Linked DNA regions of Mus musculus: region 2 is linked to region 1. A link is a loop called in an ENCODE intact Hi-C map of the cell type or tissue named here. Cell type or tissue: heart. All regions are shown on one strand. Links, peaks and the distances in the headings refer to the core of each region. The heading gives the core; the rest is flanking DNA.

Region 1 (8,480 bases), core at 107-8,106:
AGAATACTTTGTTTTGTTTTTTGGTTTTTTGGTTTTTTGAGACAGGGTTTCTCTGTGTAGCCCTGGCTGTCCTGGCACTCACTTTGTAGACCAGGCTGGCCTCGAACTCAGAAATCCACCTGCCTCTGCCTCCCCAGTGCTGGGATTAAAGGCGTGCGCCACCACGCCCGGCACCAAAGAATACTTAATGTTGTGGAAAATTACAATATAACCTCACTTGGCAAAAAGACATAAAATTACACATACAAATATGTATATAATAAACTTTTAAATATATTTACATATTCATTTTAAAGTGCTCTTAGAGAGAACCTTGAAAAAAGCAACTTCAAATTAAAATATGAAACAATCAAAATGTTAATAGCATTTGTCTCTCGGTAGCAGGGCTATGTGCTTTAATGCCTTCTTTCTTATTAATTTTCCTAATTTTTAGTAATGCATATATGTTATTAATATAATCAGGAAAGTGTCTGTTTCAATCATATTAAAAATATCATTTGGAATAGTTATTATCTAGAAAAAAAAGATTATATTCAGAAAATAAAAAGCAAAGACCAAGGTTTTTCCTGTCATCAATCTACTGACACAGTTTACAACTCAGTCCTCAGGGGAGGAGGACAAAGGCACCACCACAAAGGGGACAAAGTCAGGACCACCACAACCACTCAGTTGGTTATTCAGGTAACTTCAGGTAATGCATGCGCAGAGGGTGTGCTATGGTTGCCATGGCAGCAGACTCAGACTGGTCTTGTCGCCTAGGGATGATGTCATCCCTGGATTCAGAGGCTGGTTGTAAACAGCTTCTGATGCTAACAACCATCACTGGGGTTGACTGTCACTGGGGACGACTGTTATCAGTGACATCACATCCTGAAAAGCAAATGTGAAATTAAACAAATTTAACATCTAGAATTTAAACAAATTATCTTTGATTTTTATTAGAGGATATTAATTGAATAAAATAATGGGTTTCGCTGCAACTTTGATCATATCTGCTCCCATCCTCCTCTGCCACTCTCACGCATACCCACATACCCATGGGTCCCTTCCTCCTTAAAAAGAAAAAAAAATCTCCACCTTCTACTTTCCTGCCTTTTTTAAAGGTCAGTGCACACTCATGTGCTTCATCATGACTTCTTCATACACAGGATACTCCATATGCTGCCCCTTGCTCTCCTTCCCAACTGACTGTCCTTTTGAAAACTCCTTTCTGTCTTCCTGAGTCTGACTTATTTCACTCACTATGAGGATCTCCAGCTCAGTCCGTTTTCTGCGAATGACTCTGTTCTCCTTTCAGTCGTATACTGTTCTGTGCACGGGCCACGTTCTCCATACACTGTTGTCTGAGGACGATGCCTCAGCTGACCCTAACTCTGCCTCTGTGGACCGGGCTGTAGGAAGCCTGGGGCTACAGGGATCCTTGCCACGTGCCGTTTGAAGCCCTTGTTAATTTGTCAAGAGTGGTATTGCTGATAGTATGGTGATTATATTTTTAGATTTTGCGGAAACTTCGTACTGATTTCCATAGTTACTGGACTTATTTAAATCCCCTCCCCCAGCTCCCTCGGCATCTCTGTCTCCTTGATGCAAGCCATTGTGACTGAGCTGAGAAAGAACCTCAGTGTGCTTTGGATTTTACTAAAGACGAGCACTTTTATTACTGTATTTTTTAGCCATTTATCCTTATTCTGAGAACCATCTCTTTACTTCATTTGCCTGTTTACTCTCTGAATTATTATTCTTTATTATTTGAGAAACAATTTCTCAAATAACTCAAGCTCCCTGGGGCAGCCAGTCTTCCTGACTGGCACTCTGCTTCTCCTCATGACCTGGATATGCAGGTGACTGCTTCCCGACCTCCATCTCTGAGTACCTTCACCACTGTGACCATCCTTTATGAACCAGGAGAAATGTGCTCAGGCAGCCATTCCCTAGTCTATCTCAGAATCTCATCCCAAGCTCATCGTGACAAACATGACCCAGTTCTGTGTGATCCTCCAAGTGGATCTCTCTCCTTCATCTTTCTCTCCCCAGTGTCTCTGGACCACCTTGACCTTCCAACCTACACAGCTGTTTGAGTTCCATCCCCAGAGAGGCTCTTCCTCCTAAACTGCCATCAGCCAGCATTGCCCACACAGTCCTGGCTCGTAAACACTAATAGCACAGGGAGCGGTAACAAGCTTCCAACAATGTCTCCTCTAGGTAACGCTTGGAGAGTCGCTGTACATCTGTCCCTTTGCTATACACAAAGAAAAACAGTTATGGCTCAAGATTTGTACATACTTGGGGCCTGGAGACACAGATCAGTTAGTAGATGACAGCCTAGCATACAAGTAGCCCTGGGTTTGATGCTTAGTACAACGTAAACTGGTCGTGGTGACCCTCACCTACAGTCCCAGGACTCAGAAGGTGGAGGTAGGAGGATTAAAAACTCAGGGTCAGCCGGGCAGAGGTGGCGCACACCTTTAATCGCAGCACTCGGGAGGCAGAGGCAGGCAGATTTCTGAGTTCCAGGCCAGCCTGGTCTACAGAGTGAGTTCCAAGACAGCCAGGGATATACAGAGAAACCCTGTCTAGAAAAAAACCAAACCAAACCAGAACAAAACAAAACAAAACAAAACAAAACAAAACAAAACAAAAACCCTCAGGGTCATAAAAAGCTACATACAGAGCTTGGGCTACAAGAGACTCTGACTCAAATAAGAAAGAGTAAAAAGGAGAAGGAGGAGGGGGGAGGAGGAGGAATATTCTGATGCGGAGGCCCTTTGTTTGTAAGGCATATACATTGTTTGAAGCTACTTCAGTAGCAGGGCTGTTACAAACAATCAAGAGGCAAAGAATCTCAGGGATACAAGGAGCACACTGGGACCCAGATCCACGACAGGCCTGGCATCCAGGTGGTTGGCTACCCAGTTCACTACCCAGCCTCCTCCCTCATGTCCTGGTGACTCCAGTGGCTCAGATGAAGCACACCTTTGTGTGGCACATCATTTTCTTCCCTACTTCACACTGCTTGGTGGCTACCCTACAACAGTCCAGCTCAGGGGCCATCTTGTTTCAACCCCAACTTAAGACCCTGGTTTCAACAACCAGAGAATGACTGGGGGAGATTAAAGATCAAGGCAGGACTCTTGGTAGATAATCTCTTATGCACCAAGTTGTAAGTGTGGCCCAGACAGCATTGCTCTGTGCCTTAAGGTGGAGGAATGCTGTTCCTGATGGCTTTGTATATTGCCAGGGGAAGGATTTAGAATGTGTACTAGCTATTCCTATGCCAACTTGACACAAGCTGGAGTTTTCTGAAGGGAGGAAACCTCAATTGAGAAAAGGCTTCCATAAGATCCAGCCATAAAGCATTTTCCTAATTAGTGACTGATGGCGATTGATTAGTGATTGATTGACCCTCGTTCCTCATCTCCTACCTTTGACACTCAGGGGAGGAGAAGTTATTCAGGACAAAATGGAGGGCTGCCTCTAAGGGGCTATGGCTGAGAAGTCAAATTTAGTCTACTGGCCTCAGAGATTTGTTACAAGCCATAACACATGTAAACATGTTGACAAACTATTTGTTTCTATTATATTTCAATATCCAGACTCCACTGGCCACATTCTGAGTTGTTCAGTCCTTTCAGAGCAGGGTATGTAGTCCAATTTATACAAAGTGGTGAATGAAGTATTCTACTTAGGAAAGGCTAGCACTAGTTATAGGTAGCATGTGTTGAGCATTTATTACATACTAGAGCACATGCCAAGCTGTATGACAAGACCTTTCCTGGGAGACACAACACATACATCTATTCATCCCAGACAGACCAACGTATGGATACCACCAAAATCAAATTTGGTGAACCAATGAGTTTTATGGGTTACTTACAGGAGCAGAAATGACTCACAGCTATATCATCAAAACCAAGCCCAGTATGAGTGACAGGTCACAAAATCTTGGAACCTGGAGCACACTGTACAGCCTGCAGGCAGCTGGGCAGCTTGGCAGCTCGGAGAGTGTACTTTCCAAGTGATTTAGCTGGTCTAAACCCCTTCCTGGCAGCTCTACTGATATCTGCTTCTTCCAGACAGCTGGCCTGGTCTTAGAATCTTCTCTGCAAGCTTGGCTTGTCTGAGAGGGATTCTCAGCAGTCTTTATTGTTTAGTCTTGGGAAAAGGCACCTAGTGAATCTGCTCAGTTTCAGGGACTTCCTGAAGCTATTCTGAGTTGTTTCCCTTCTGTCTTAAAGTGCTTTTCTGGAAGATACAAATTTTTATACAGGAATTTTAATTTTAAATTTAAAAAATTAAAAAAATTTAATACAGTAAGAAATTATTCCACAAGTGCTTTGTAAATTTTATCCAGCTTCACCCTCATGAACCAGACACCTTCATGAGCCCTACTTTATTGAGAAGGAAACTGAATTGATCCCTGTCCTTGGTCAGTAAGTATCAGAGTCAAAACAGTCTTTATTTTTTGGTGCGGGCCTGAAATTTATGGCACTAAGCAAGCTATTGTCACTGAGAGTTACTGTCTTCAAAATCAACTCACTTTCATTCCCTCAGTTTACCAATGCAGACACCGAGGCTCAGCCAAAGGCAATGATGGAGAACTTCAGCCTAGAACCTGGTGCTGCTTTTATTTCAGCGCATCCAGTGGTAATGATTGGGCCTCAGACTGACCTCAGACTGCCAAGGTAGCTGGGGATGGCCTTGAACATCTGGGCCTCCTGCCTCTAACTCCTGAGTGTAGAGATGGCAGCTGTGAGCCACCACACCCAGTTTCATGCAATGCTGGAATTGCCACATGGTGGCTCACAGCCACCTATAATGGGCTTGACTTGGGCATTTATTTCTGTCCTCTTTCAAATCATTCACCATTTTAAATGTTTGCCTTTCTGATCTTTGCCTGCCATCTCCTCCTCTTTGACATCTTGGGATTCTGTCACAGAAAAGTTGGAAAGTCTTGTGTGCTGCCTTCACTTCCCTTTTCCTATTTCTTGTGCGTAAATGCTGGTGTTTGCACATCCGTTGAGAAGGATCTCTCTTTCGGTTTTAAGGGAGAGTCTTCCTAGGGAACAGCCTTCTTTTGGGGGCTCAATCCCAGGGCCAGTTTAAAGCGGGGGGGGGGGGGGGAACAAGCGACATTATCAGTAACACAAAACAAATGAGATAAATAAATATAGAAAAATCCAGCTAAAGGCAACCACTAGCCACCAGTAATGACAGAAAGAAGCAGCAAAACAGACACAGAATACATAAAAGTTTAAAATTAATAAAAATAAAATTAGCGTGAATTACACAGTAACAAAGGGGACTGGGAAAGGAAAAAAATGAACGAAGCAAGGTTTTTAAATAGAAGAGGGAAGAAAAATAAGAAAAGGGGTGATAAAAGTCTAGTTAAAAATAAGTAAATAAAATTAGATACAATTTTAAGGAATTATGGGAAGGAGAGAAGGAACCTAGGAAAGAGAGGGAATAAAGAAGGAAGTGGGGGAGGGGAAGGAGACAGAGCGGGAGGTAGGGAGAAGAGGGGGAGGGGGGAGGAAATCCTTCTAACCAAGGTACTGGGCAGAATGCTTTCTTAGCCTTGCCATAGAATGAGCACTGGAGAGTTTGCAAAGTGCCGACCCCCACCTTGGCTGGAAATGACTGTGGCGCTTCTCTCTGGATCCATTAGGTCCTAAGGGGCAGGGGAGTGGAGCACATCTGAGCCTTATTTTAATTCTTTCTGTTCCCACCAACCAGGTTGGCGCCGCGGTATGCAGGCTGAACTCCCCCATTTCCTGAGGAGCCAGTTAAGGAGACTTTGTGGGGGAAGGGGACAGAGATTGGTTTCTCCTCAGACTTCTTTCATTCAAATCCAGTTACCAGAGGACTTCAGTGGTCTGTAGGCTGACCTCCATAAATAGCCCCAAGTCTGCGGCACATGTCCTTACTGTGCTTTATCCCCAAAGGTCTCAGCGAGTGGAGGAAGCAGAGAACTGAGTTCTGTGATGGAGTAGGGGCACCATGGGAAGGGAGCGTGGCACTGGCCTCAGTAAACCCCGTAGCTGCTTTTGCTATTTGACATGGAAGACAGCAGCTGGCCACCCTGCCCTGCACAGTGTATATTCCCCAGTCTTAAAACCCTACCTCAGCAGTTGTGAGAGTTAGTCTTGTCAACTTGACAGGATTTGGAGTCGATCTAAGAGGCACACCTCTGGGTGTGTCTGGAGGGATATCTCTAGATATAAATAATAGAGAGGACAAGACCCACCCTTAATGATATGTTATTCTTCTGTCGCTAAATGAGCCAATTTAAACCAGGTTAGACAATATTATAGGCAGGTTTATTGGGAAGCTGCACTTGGGAGAGTTCACTGGCCCCAAGGACCAAGGCCAGGGAAGTTGCTATGGGAAAAGATGTGGGGGTTAAGGGATAAGAGAGAAAGAGAGAGAGAGAGAGAGAGAGAGAGAGAGAGAGAGAGAGAGAGAGAGAAAGGAAGAAAGAAAGAAAGAAAGAAAGAAAGAAAGAAAGAAAGAAAGAAAGAAAGAAAGAAAGAAAGAGGCACAAATGCAGAGAGAGAAGAGAAGAAGAGAGAGCAACCAAAATGTCTGGATTATATAAGGAGGATCCTCTGGGGGAAGGGCAACCCAGTCCCAGGCTGGAAAGTTCAGGGTTGGGGGCAGGGTATGCCAGGTAGGGTTGGTATGTAAAATATGTACTTCATTCTCTTGTCCAGGGTCAAAACCATACACTTAAAGTGGACAGCACCTTCCTGTACATTGTACATCGATTGCTTCGATGTAGCCGACACCCATCAGACTGCAGCTTCGTCAGTCACCTGCTAGCGTTGGTTTGCAACTGCTGAATACCAAGACCCAAGGCATGGGTTCTACTTCAAGCATTCCTGAAGGGTTCATGTGTGTGCGTGTGCGTGTGTGTGTGTGTGTGTGTGTGTGTGCGTGTGCGTGTGTGTGCATGTATGTGTGTGTGTGTGCATGCATGTGTGTGTGTGTGTGTGTGTGTAAAATGCAGGACTGAGGGTACCGATCACTTTGGATCTTTCAATGCCAGCGATTAAACACTGAGACTCTGAGCATCGTTTTCCTATTTTTATTATTTTAGAGATTTCTAAGTTGTTAGGTCTTAGTAAATGAATCCTTCCTGAGGCTTTTGTTGTTTTGTTTTTTTGAACGATTGGTTTCACATTTCACATGTGAGGAATGAGTATTGGAGACTCTGCATTTGGAATAGTACTATGCAGACATACAGTTGTCTATGCCATTTCTTAACATTTTACAAGGCTTCCAGCCTCTCTCACCCCAGCCTAGAGAAATGTCAGTGCTTCTGAACTCTGACATTTCCCTTCTCCCTACTCAGGCAGTCAAGGAGCCTGCTGCAGATTTTGCTTGTCTTGCTCAGAGTCTCTGAGATCCTCCTCCTCCCCATGCCATGTGTATACACAGACACAGACAGACAGACAGACAGACATACACTCACACTTCAGGTTGTACTTGAACCCACAGGGAATGGCTGCCTGACCCATATAGCCATTGGGAAGAGTCTGGCCCCAGATACCCTTCGAAGTTACCCTGTGAAACTTCATTTCTTCATTTCTACTTCACAGTACCAGGCCATACCTGTGTGTGTGTGTGTGTGTGTGTGTGTCTGTGTGTGTGTGTGTGTGTGTGTGTGTGTGTGTGTGTGTAAGAGGTGGGAGCTGACAGGCCTCCAGGACATGCGTTATTATTCCCTTTATACAAACAAAGAAACTGACCCACAAAGTAGTAAACTTAGCTGAAATCATACAGCTAGTTTGAGCGTTTGCAGTATGCTGAGCTTCTGAGCCTGCCCTGAAGCAAGCACTGGGCAAAGGGAAAGGAGCTGCTGTCTCCTCCCAGGGGCTCAGCAAATCCCCTTCCAGGCCAAATCTCTGCACAGGAAGAAAAGCCCTTATGTCACTGTCTGAGGATAGAAGCATTAGCCAGAGTCTTTTAAAGATCATTTTAATGATGATTTTAAGATCATTTTGGTCCATTCCAGCACTGATAAGTAAAGTCTATCTCTCCTGGCTGATATTTCCTGACCTTTATAAACCAGTAAAAATACCATCACTCCAGGCAAGCACTCCAACACCAGCCACATGTCAGTGGCTCAGCTCCGTAAGTACCAACCTATGGTCAAATGTGTAGGAAGGAGACCTTCCCTGTCTCTTGGACAAACCTTCTCCTGGGCTCCTAGAATCATTTCTATTTAGCCAGCATGTAAGTGAAAGACAGGGGGTTTCACTTGATAGGGTTCACCAGGCCAGCCTAGAAGCGCTGTCCTTACCCCACCCATGTGCACCTGCAAGGGAAGGTTTGCAGGAGAGCCTAGCTATGTGTTTCGGCCGCCATACTGTTCTGGTTGCATGGATGTGACTGGCATATGTAGAAGACACTTTCCTGTGCCAGATGTCCTGGTTCTAAAAGCAGGGTTCGTTGGGGCTCACGGCAGCCCATGCGGGCGA
Region 2 (8,480 bases), core at 354-8,353, 420 kb after region 1:
TTCTGCCCCAGCACAGGAGAAGGCTCCGTGGCCCCCTGGGATTGGTCAGTCTGCTGACACCCAATTTGCATGCACCTGCTCGGGAGGGGTTGGCGCCAAATTCGAATTGACGCAGTGGTGTTGTTTATGACAACGGCAACCGGAAACCGGCGCCATCTTGGAGTTGGCTTCCCACATTTACCTCCCTAATCCTAAGGAGCTTCCTGCAGGACGGAATGTTTCCTGTTTCCATTCATTGTGACATATCAGACACCTGGCAGTTCTGGGTGCTCTTGCCTCTGGAGGTCTGGAAGGCTGTTTCCAGCAGGAGCTGTGTGAACCACAGTTGAGAAGACTGGACTTGCTCAGGGCTTTAGATAAAGATCGGCTGGGTTATGAGAGGCTGACAAGAACTTCCCTCAGTGATGGATCATGAGCTGACCTTGATTGTCATCTAAATTTTGTCTTGAAGGAGGCTGAGGGGATAGCTCAGTGATAAAGTGTTTGTCACTCAACCACAAGGACCTGCATTCAGGTCCCGGAACCCAGATTTTAAAAACAAAAACAAAAACCTCAGCATGGTGGTCGCCATTTGCAATCTTAGCACTGACCCTGTGGAGTCAGGAAAATCCCTGGGGCCGTCTGGTCAGCCATGCCACCCTATTGGATTGAGGAAGAGACCCTAAACCTAAAAACAAAATAAAGTCAAGGTGAATGACACCTTGTGGAACAATGCCTGAGGTTGACTTTGACCTCCTCAGATGCACAACATAAGAACAATGACAGCAAAGGACTTTGCTATGAAGGAGGTGAAAGGTCATTGTAGGCAAGTGGCAAACCAAGAAGTTGGAGACTGGTCATCAGAGTTATTCCATGACATCTCTAGCCCGACTCTACTCTGCTGCCATGATGGTACTGGTCCCTCAGCACCTGTGGGACAGGGTCAGCTCCTTGGTCTTGACCTGGTGAAACAGCCCCACCACACACATGATGCACATCCACGCACGCGCGTGCACACACACACACACACACACACACCTCTATACCTGGGTCCATATTCTCTCGAAGTGTCTTACTCTGATAGCTCCCTGTGATTCCCACGGCATTTTACCTCATGTTCTGCCTCTGGTATTTCCTCTAGAATATTCTTTCCAACAGCTTGGTGACATCACACTCCTCCTTCTGAGACATTCTAAGTCTTCACTTCCAGGATTGTGATGGGGTAGAAGGAGGAGGGAGCGTCTGTGCTCAGCACACAGTTAATTTACACTGTCACAGAGTCAGTGTGTGAGCACAGGGTCTACACTGCCACAGAGTCAGTGTGTGAGCACAGGGTCTACACTGCCACAGAGTCAGTGTGTGAGCACAGGGTCTACACTGCCAGAGTCAGTGTGTGAGCACAGGGTCTACACTGTCACAGAGTCAGTGTGTGAGCACAGGGTCTACACTGCCACAGAGTCAGTGTGTGAGCACAGGGTCTACACTGCCACAGAGTCAGTGTGTGAGCACAGGGTCTACACTGCCACAGAGTCAGTGTGTGAGCACAGGGTCTACACTGTCACAGAGTCAGTGTGTGAGCACAGAGTCTACACTGTCACACTCTTGGTGTGTGAGCACACACTTTGGGAAGTGAAGCGCCCTGGCTCTTGCCCTTTTCCTAATATGACACATTTACCCACGAGCCTATTCTTCTCATTTGTAGAATGTTGACCTTGCTCCTATTTATCCACTAGATGATCTTTTTCCTTCTCCTTTGTTTTGAGATAGTCTTGCTATGTGGCTGGGGAAGGCTTTGAACACCTGATCCTCCTATCTCCATCTCCTAAGTGCCGAATCTAGCATGTGTCCTATGCCCAGCTTTCCTCGGGCCATTTCATTTGTTATCAGTACACACGCATATCCCAAGAACACTAGCAATGTTTAGCTCACAAACACCAAATTGTACCTAAGCATGTGCATGCACAAATGGCCTCAGCGGTTTCTGGGCTTGCCTTGCCTGTGTGCCGCCATCCTACAGTAGGAAAGAGGCCTCCCAGAGTCGTCAGGAGGGCTGAGGTTCCAGCATGGATCACCCAGGAGGCAGAGGCCCTGACGTCTTCTATTAAAATGCAAATGCAGCCTGGAAGGGGCGGCACATTGATCTCCCGCCATCATTCCTGAAATTACAAATCACAGAGTCTCCCATCTGGGTAGGAAGCCAGGCAGGTCTCAGAGCACGGGGATCTGTCATCCCTAAAATTAGGTTCGTGCTAAACCATCATCGTGTGTCTTCTCTGCTCAAGCTTGGACAATTTCATTTTCCCTCCACTGATTTTATAGTTGAGTGTACGTAACTCGGGCCCAGTTCACACAGCATTCGACATTTTACAATTCAAGAAAACAGTGGTTCGGAAATGAAGGATACTCATGGAAAGCAAATACTTTTGTAGGTCCTGGTTAGTTCAAACTCAATCCTTCAGTTTTACTTAACATTTCCTGATATTTATTACACTATCACCATCGCCATCATCATTACCTCATCATCGGCACCGTTACCATCAACACCGTCATCATCTTTGTTAGCATTCTGTCTAAGCTCCGCCCCACAGTTACCTGGCAACAGTTAAAAGGGGCTGCTTGCCTCCTTGAGCTCTTCCCTTCCTCCCTCTCTTCCCCCATTCCCTTCCCCCACTCCATGTTCTCTAGGTCTGCCTCTACTTCTTCTCTTCTCCTCTTCCCTCCCCTCCTCTTTCTCCTTCTCTCCCCTCTCCCCTCTCTCCTCCCCTCCTCTCCTCTCCTCTCCCCTCTCTCTCTCTCTCTCTCCCTCCCTATCTCTGTCTGTCTGTCTCTCTGTATCTCTGTCTCTCTGCCTCTACTACCCTCCTAACTCCCCTCCCCACGCCCTGAATAAACTCTCTTCTATACTATATTATTTGTGCCTGGTCCCTCAGCGGGAAGGGATGCCTTGGCATGGGCCCACTGAGGCACTCCCTTCCCCCATACCTCACCACACCTCCATAGAACATATCTCCCCCCTCTTTATCTTTTTGAAAACACATCAATCATCACCGTTACCATCATCACCATCACCACCATTATTGCTGTCTTTCCCTGTATGTGTCTGTAAATGGTCAAAGAACTGAGCACTTCTACTGTGAAAAGCTCTGAGTAAAACTTGGTCAGTGAACAGAAGCTCTCACTCTCATAAACCTGTGTCAGGGATGTGCTGTGTGTGTGAAGGGGGGTTGTGTGTGTGTGTGTGTGGGGGGGGGGAGACAGGGGCTGACTGTTACCGTGGAGATGAAGGGAGGAGCTAGGCCAAGGCATGGAGTGGTGAGGGGGAAAGGGGGGAGGAAAATGTGAACTGGTCCTTGGGCATTGGTGTTCCAGAACGTCAGCAGAGAGGAAGTTAGGGAGGAAAGGCTATTGCTGGAACTCAATGTGGGACCATAGGCTTGAGTGGAGGGTCAGGTGTTAGCCACCTTCCACCTCTGACAAGGGTGAGTTCATGTGACTTCCAGCTCAGTCATGGCTCCTGTGTCTTCACATGTCCTCGAGTGGCCTCACGTTTTTGACGTGTCCTTATGTGCACTCCTGTGTCATCCTGTGCCCTCATGTGCACGAATGTGTCCTCATGTGCATGCATGTGTTCTCACATGTCCTCATGTGAACTCATGTGTCCTCCTGTGTCCTCACATGTCCTCCTGTGTCTTCATGTACACTTACTCTGAGCTGTGCTGTGAGAGGGTTCAAAAGACACAGTCACAGTGTTCACTCCCCAGAGCACGTGTTCCTCACTGTGTTCTCAGATGCACCAGCGGCCATGTGAGCAGCTGGGAGTAGGAGGACAGAACGGATGCTGGGAGAGACAGGCTCAGGGCCATGGCAGGCAGGCAGGCAGGCGGCCACAAGCACACAAGCAAGCACTTGAACTGGAGGGTGTGCTGGATGGAGCTGGTGGTGGGGTCTGTGGGCAGGGTCTGGGCAGAGCAGTGGGTGGAGCCAAACTGGGGCTGGGTTGTGGGCGGGGCCATACTGGGGCTGTGGGCGGGGCCGTGACTGTGGGCAGCACTGTGGGTGGGGCTGGGGGGGTGGCTACTTCAAGAACCTAGAGCTCAGTTGCCCTTGTGATGTCAAAATGAAAAGTTATTTCGCAGAATCAATCCCACTTAGAAGAGTACGAAACATAAATAAGCAGACGTGTGCTGTGCTACAATGACCTATCACCTCTATCACTTGCCCCTTGTCTATTATCTTTGTCTATTGAGAGAGGAGGGAGGGAGGCATGAGAGATCACTAGCAATTGATTATTTTTGTCTTTTTACTAGGAGAATGGGTTTCTAACACTTGAATAGAGGAGCTTTTCTGCCCTGACGAATGGGTTAGGGGGTCCCCGGAGGCGTCGGCTCCTTGACTTTCAGCCACCTTCCCACTCCTCATCTGTCTCAGGAACCTGTTTTCGGTTCTATGTCCTGGAAGACTGCTCATGCTCACTAATGTAACATTGCCACCATGAAGCCTCAGTATCATCAGCAGGCGTGTCCATGGCCCAGGAGGCAAACCCAGACCTTCACCAACACTCCAGCAGGTGTCCGCTTATGCAGTCGTGTCTAGGGCTGTCCGCAGGGGTGTCATTGAAGTCCTTCAATATGAGACTGAAAACAACTGTAACGATAACAAATCTAACAAATGACACAGGTTATTGAAAACACCCAACATTCCAATGGCGCTTTGGGCAGCAGTACCAGTGAGGTTGGAGACTTGAGAACTGATTGGAAGTCGTTCCCCTCTGACGAGGATCACATTAAGCGTTATAGATGGTAAGCAGCAGCAGGATAGGAACATTTGACTTTTGGAATGTACATTTTGCATCAACCTCGCCTGTGACAGCGGCCGCATCAGATAAAAGGCTTTACTGTATCATTAAAATAGTGCCATCTAGTGGTGGATATTTCAAACTGTAGCTAGGTGTCCTAAGGGTTGTCACAAACCCTCAAGGGGTCTGTGCCCATGTATATGTGATATGTATGTGTATATATAATTATAATTTATAATTTATAAAGATATATTTACTTATGTATCTATTCCATCACCAAATTTATTTGCCAATTATTCCAGAATGGGCCTCTTGATGGGGGTTGTATTCAAGGAGTAAGGAAGGCTGCTCTGATCTCCAGGGGGTTATAGTCTAGATCTTTGTAATCCAGAGTTAATGGCTGTGACACAAGAACGTGGGGGCATCCAGGAGACTCCAGTGTCCAAAGCTTTAGTGGCATTGTTGGAAGTCCTACCTACATATAAAGACGCATCATGCTTGGAAGCATGGAAGTCAGGAAGAGGCCACCGAGATGTGCCATCTACTTGAGCTAGCACAGGATTCCTGGACTTCTAAGGTCTCCTTTGGGGTCTCTGAATGTCTCTGGCCCTGGGTCTAAGTCAGGAACCAGCATGAGTTTGAGGTTCACTCTAGAGTTCTCTTTCTTTAGTGGAGTTGCCCGCTGGCCCTTCTAGGATGCAGCTAGCTGAACATGATGGTGCGTTGAAAGCCTTGAATGTTTCTCAGAAAAACAATACATTTTATGTTCCTTATCTGTCTTTTGCTCATTTGTATTTCCCCTTTGTGCCCGGGAGATTTTCTTAGGCGCTTCCTCTTCCCTGGAGCTGTCTCTGAGCAGTCCAACTACCCGGTTCTTTCCTGACGTTCACACTTGGGTGAGCCTGCTGAGGCCTCTGAGCTCTCCCACTCCAACGGCTGTTTTTACTTAAAACAAAACAAAACAAAACAAAACAAAAACCAAAAAACAGGCCAATAACATTGACCTACCTACCTTAATTAGCGTTGGTAAAGTGTTTTAATTATGATCTTGTATGCTCTATCATCCAAACACAAATTTGTTATACTTTTTTTTTTTTTACTTGTTTTAAGTTATACTGTGTGAAAATTTCCCCTCATACTGTTTTTGGGTAGAGTTTAACACTTACAAAATTTCCACTTCATTTGCTTTTTAACACCAAACTCCTAGAATAAGTCTTTTCACTTTCCTTCTAATTGCTTCTTATTAGGTCCCCCCTTCCCCTGGTTTTGCTAGGAACAGCTCTCCATCCTTCTCATTCTCTTGGCGCACTGCTCGCTCATGCTCGCTCCTTCTGCCCTACGCTTGTCTTTCTTGCTTTCAAGCGCTCGCCAGATGTTCTTTCAACATGCTCACCCAATGGCCTCTTCTCCACCTGCTCGCCCCATGTCCTCTCCTCCCCTCGCTCGTCCAATATCCTCTCCTCCACGCGCTCGCCCCATGTCCTCTCCTCCGCGTGCTTCCCCCCGCCCCCCTCCCGCTGTCTTCTCCTCCACGTGCTAGCGCGATGTCTTTCCTTCACGTGCTCGCCAGATGTCCTTTCTGCCCTTTCTCCTGTGGTCCCCAGAACTCTTCTCCTGTGTCTCTTGCGTGTTTTATCTTTTGATGCTTCCACTCTCTCCATCTTTTGGATTCTCTCTCTCAAACTGCCAGGGACCACTGAAAATAAAGATGCCCTGTGTTTAACTTGTCCCAAAAACCCTCCACCCCATTCAGGAAAATAATATTATGTTGCAGGGGCGGGGTAAAAGATATGTCAGGAAGGAGCAATGAGTTATCCATCCACCTACCCACGTACCCACCCACTGGGTATGTAAGGAGTACCTGTGAGTACCAAGCACTTTACCGTGGAGCATACAGTGACAGAGACTACGAATAAGGTGGCCCTTGCTGACTAAGAGGCTCATACTCTAACCAGAAACAAATTGCTATGATATAGTTATGATCTGGGCTACACAGACATAGGTGGGAAGAAGATGGAACTTCTACAATGAATGGTAGAAGACACAGGGAAACTCACAAATCACGTGGCCCCTGTAGAAGGTATGTACTATGGTTTGGAGAACATACTGGAAAGTGTTTTGGGTCGCTGAAGATCATTTCAGGCAAATGACAAGAGAGTGAAGCTGTTGGTGAACATGGTGGATCCAGGGAAGGGGGGATGCAGGCAGATGAGGCTGTAGCAGGAAGAAGGCTGCTCTGTGGAAATCCTGAGGTGCTGTGCAGTTATCTGGGAGTTATTGGGTAAATACTAGGTAGTTGTGTGCAGACAGTGTGTAAATATGTGTGCTGTGTGCATCATAAGGATATTAAAAGCAAATGGATTTGATGTATTTCAGACATGAAACACATCAGAAGTGGTGGGTGACTGGATATGGAGGGAGGAAGAGGAGTTGCTAAAATAAGTCTGCTTTCATTTGGCCTGTTTCCTCCCAAGAACTTCACATTCCCTTGAACTGGTTTCTTTTTCTAGACCACAGACTTCCTCTGTGTTGGTAGGGTGTTTTCCTAAGGAGTCTGGCACTGCAAGTTTCTATGCAGCTACTTGGATTTGATGCCCTAAGTGTGAACAATGAGATTATATATTCTCACTCTGCCTGGGTTTGGCTATTTGGTGTCGAGCTCTGCTAGTTCTGGTGTGGGTGGGTGATTCCACTGCTCAGCTTCTGAGGGAGGCAGATTATGGGGTGCATGGGGCTAATACACCCCCACACATGCCTGTGTGGTGGTGGTGGGCAGTAGTGTAGGTAAGGAAATAAAGAGAATTTCAACTGGCAAGCTTACAGCCCAGGAGCCCTGATGGTGTTTGTGAGATGGAATAAGTAACATTTCCAAATGGTGCTTAAAATAAAGAGGATTCCTGTTATCCTTGTAATATATTATTGGAGGGCTCTTCCAACGAAGCCTGGGCGGGGTGGGGGGGGGGGTTCAGCTGTGGGGCAGTGGACTGTGCCATCAGACAGAAAACTTGGTAAGGTCAAGTGGATTCAGAAACCCCAGTTCTCTCATACCTGAGAGCATTAGGTATTTCATCTACTTCCAACCAGGTTCCTGTTCTGGGACATGTGACCAGGACACCCCATGGAGAGGACTGTGACAGTCAGTCACATAGGGGCAACATCCAAAGCCCTTCCTCAAGCAGATGAAGCATCCCTAACATCTCAGACCAAGCCAATAGAAAGCATCTGCTCTTAGACCCCACCCCACCCCAAAATGCATATAAGGCCCTGTCACAAGGAATCAAGGGCAGGAGAGCTATTTCACCAACGATCGTCTGAGAGCTGACAGCGTCTGTCATACAGAGCTGTGTGTAGCACTTTGGGGAAGAGACGTCTCTCCTGAAGCTTTTGCTGCTGGAAGCTGCTCAAGCCTACCAAGGTCACTTCCTGGTCACTTCCTAGTCACTTCCTGGTCAGTGGCCCTGACCTTGGCTCCTGGCCACTGTACTCCAGAACAGTGGCAGCCATGGAAGAGACCTGGCAACTTGGCTAGATCCGATGCCCCCCACTAACGTACGGCACCCATCTGCCCTCTGCGCTGTGGCCACAGGAGATCAACTTCCCCTCCTTTCAGAGGGTACAGCTCTTTGGCCGCTCTAGCTGAAACTCTTTTCTTGTTACACACACTCTAAAATTGCTTTATATTTCCCCAACTGAAAACTGGGGAATG

The links. A loop is a pair of places that touch in the nucleus more often than their neighbours do. Peaks named below come from ENCODE experiments on the same cell type or tissue, not always from the same donor. Only the 100,000 strongest peaks of a DNase experiment are listed, where the experiment ranks them.
Region 2: it touches region 1 in a loop (6-fold over the local background); 15 of 42 quality-filtered maps call a loop at or near these places.

The regions. Positions count from the first base shown.
Region 1 is chr5:106,781,594-106,790,073 of GRCm38, reverse strand. No RefSeq gene overlaps it. Among named protein-coding and RNA genes, the nearest start is that of Gm33327, 17 kb to the left of the region's middle. In heart, for the core only: a CTCF peak has its summit at 4,779; no DNase peak of the experiment used is centred there; H3K4me3 peaks cover 1,410 bases; H3K27ac peaks cover 1,091 bases.
Region 2 is chr5:106,361,627-106,370,106 of GRCm38, reverse strand. 4930458A03Rik (a long non-coding RNA gene) reads right to left here. Exons shown (of 3, transcript XR_880514.1): 3 at 5,936-6,470. Among named protein-coding and RNA genes, the nearest start is that of 4930458A03Rik, 22 kb to the right of the region's middle. In heart, for the core only: a CTCF peak has its summit at 4,909 (motif pointing left); no DNase peak of the experiment used is centred there; H3K27me3 peaks cover 266 bases.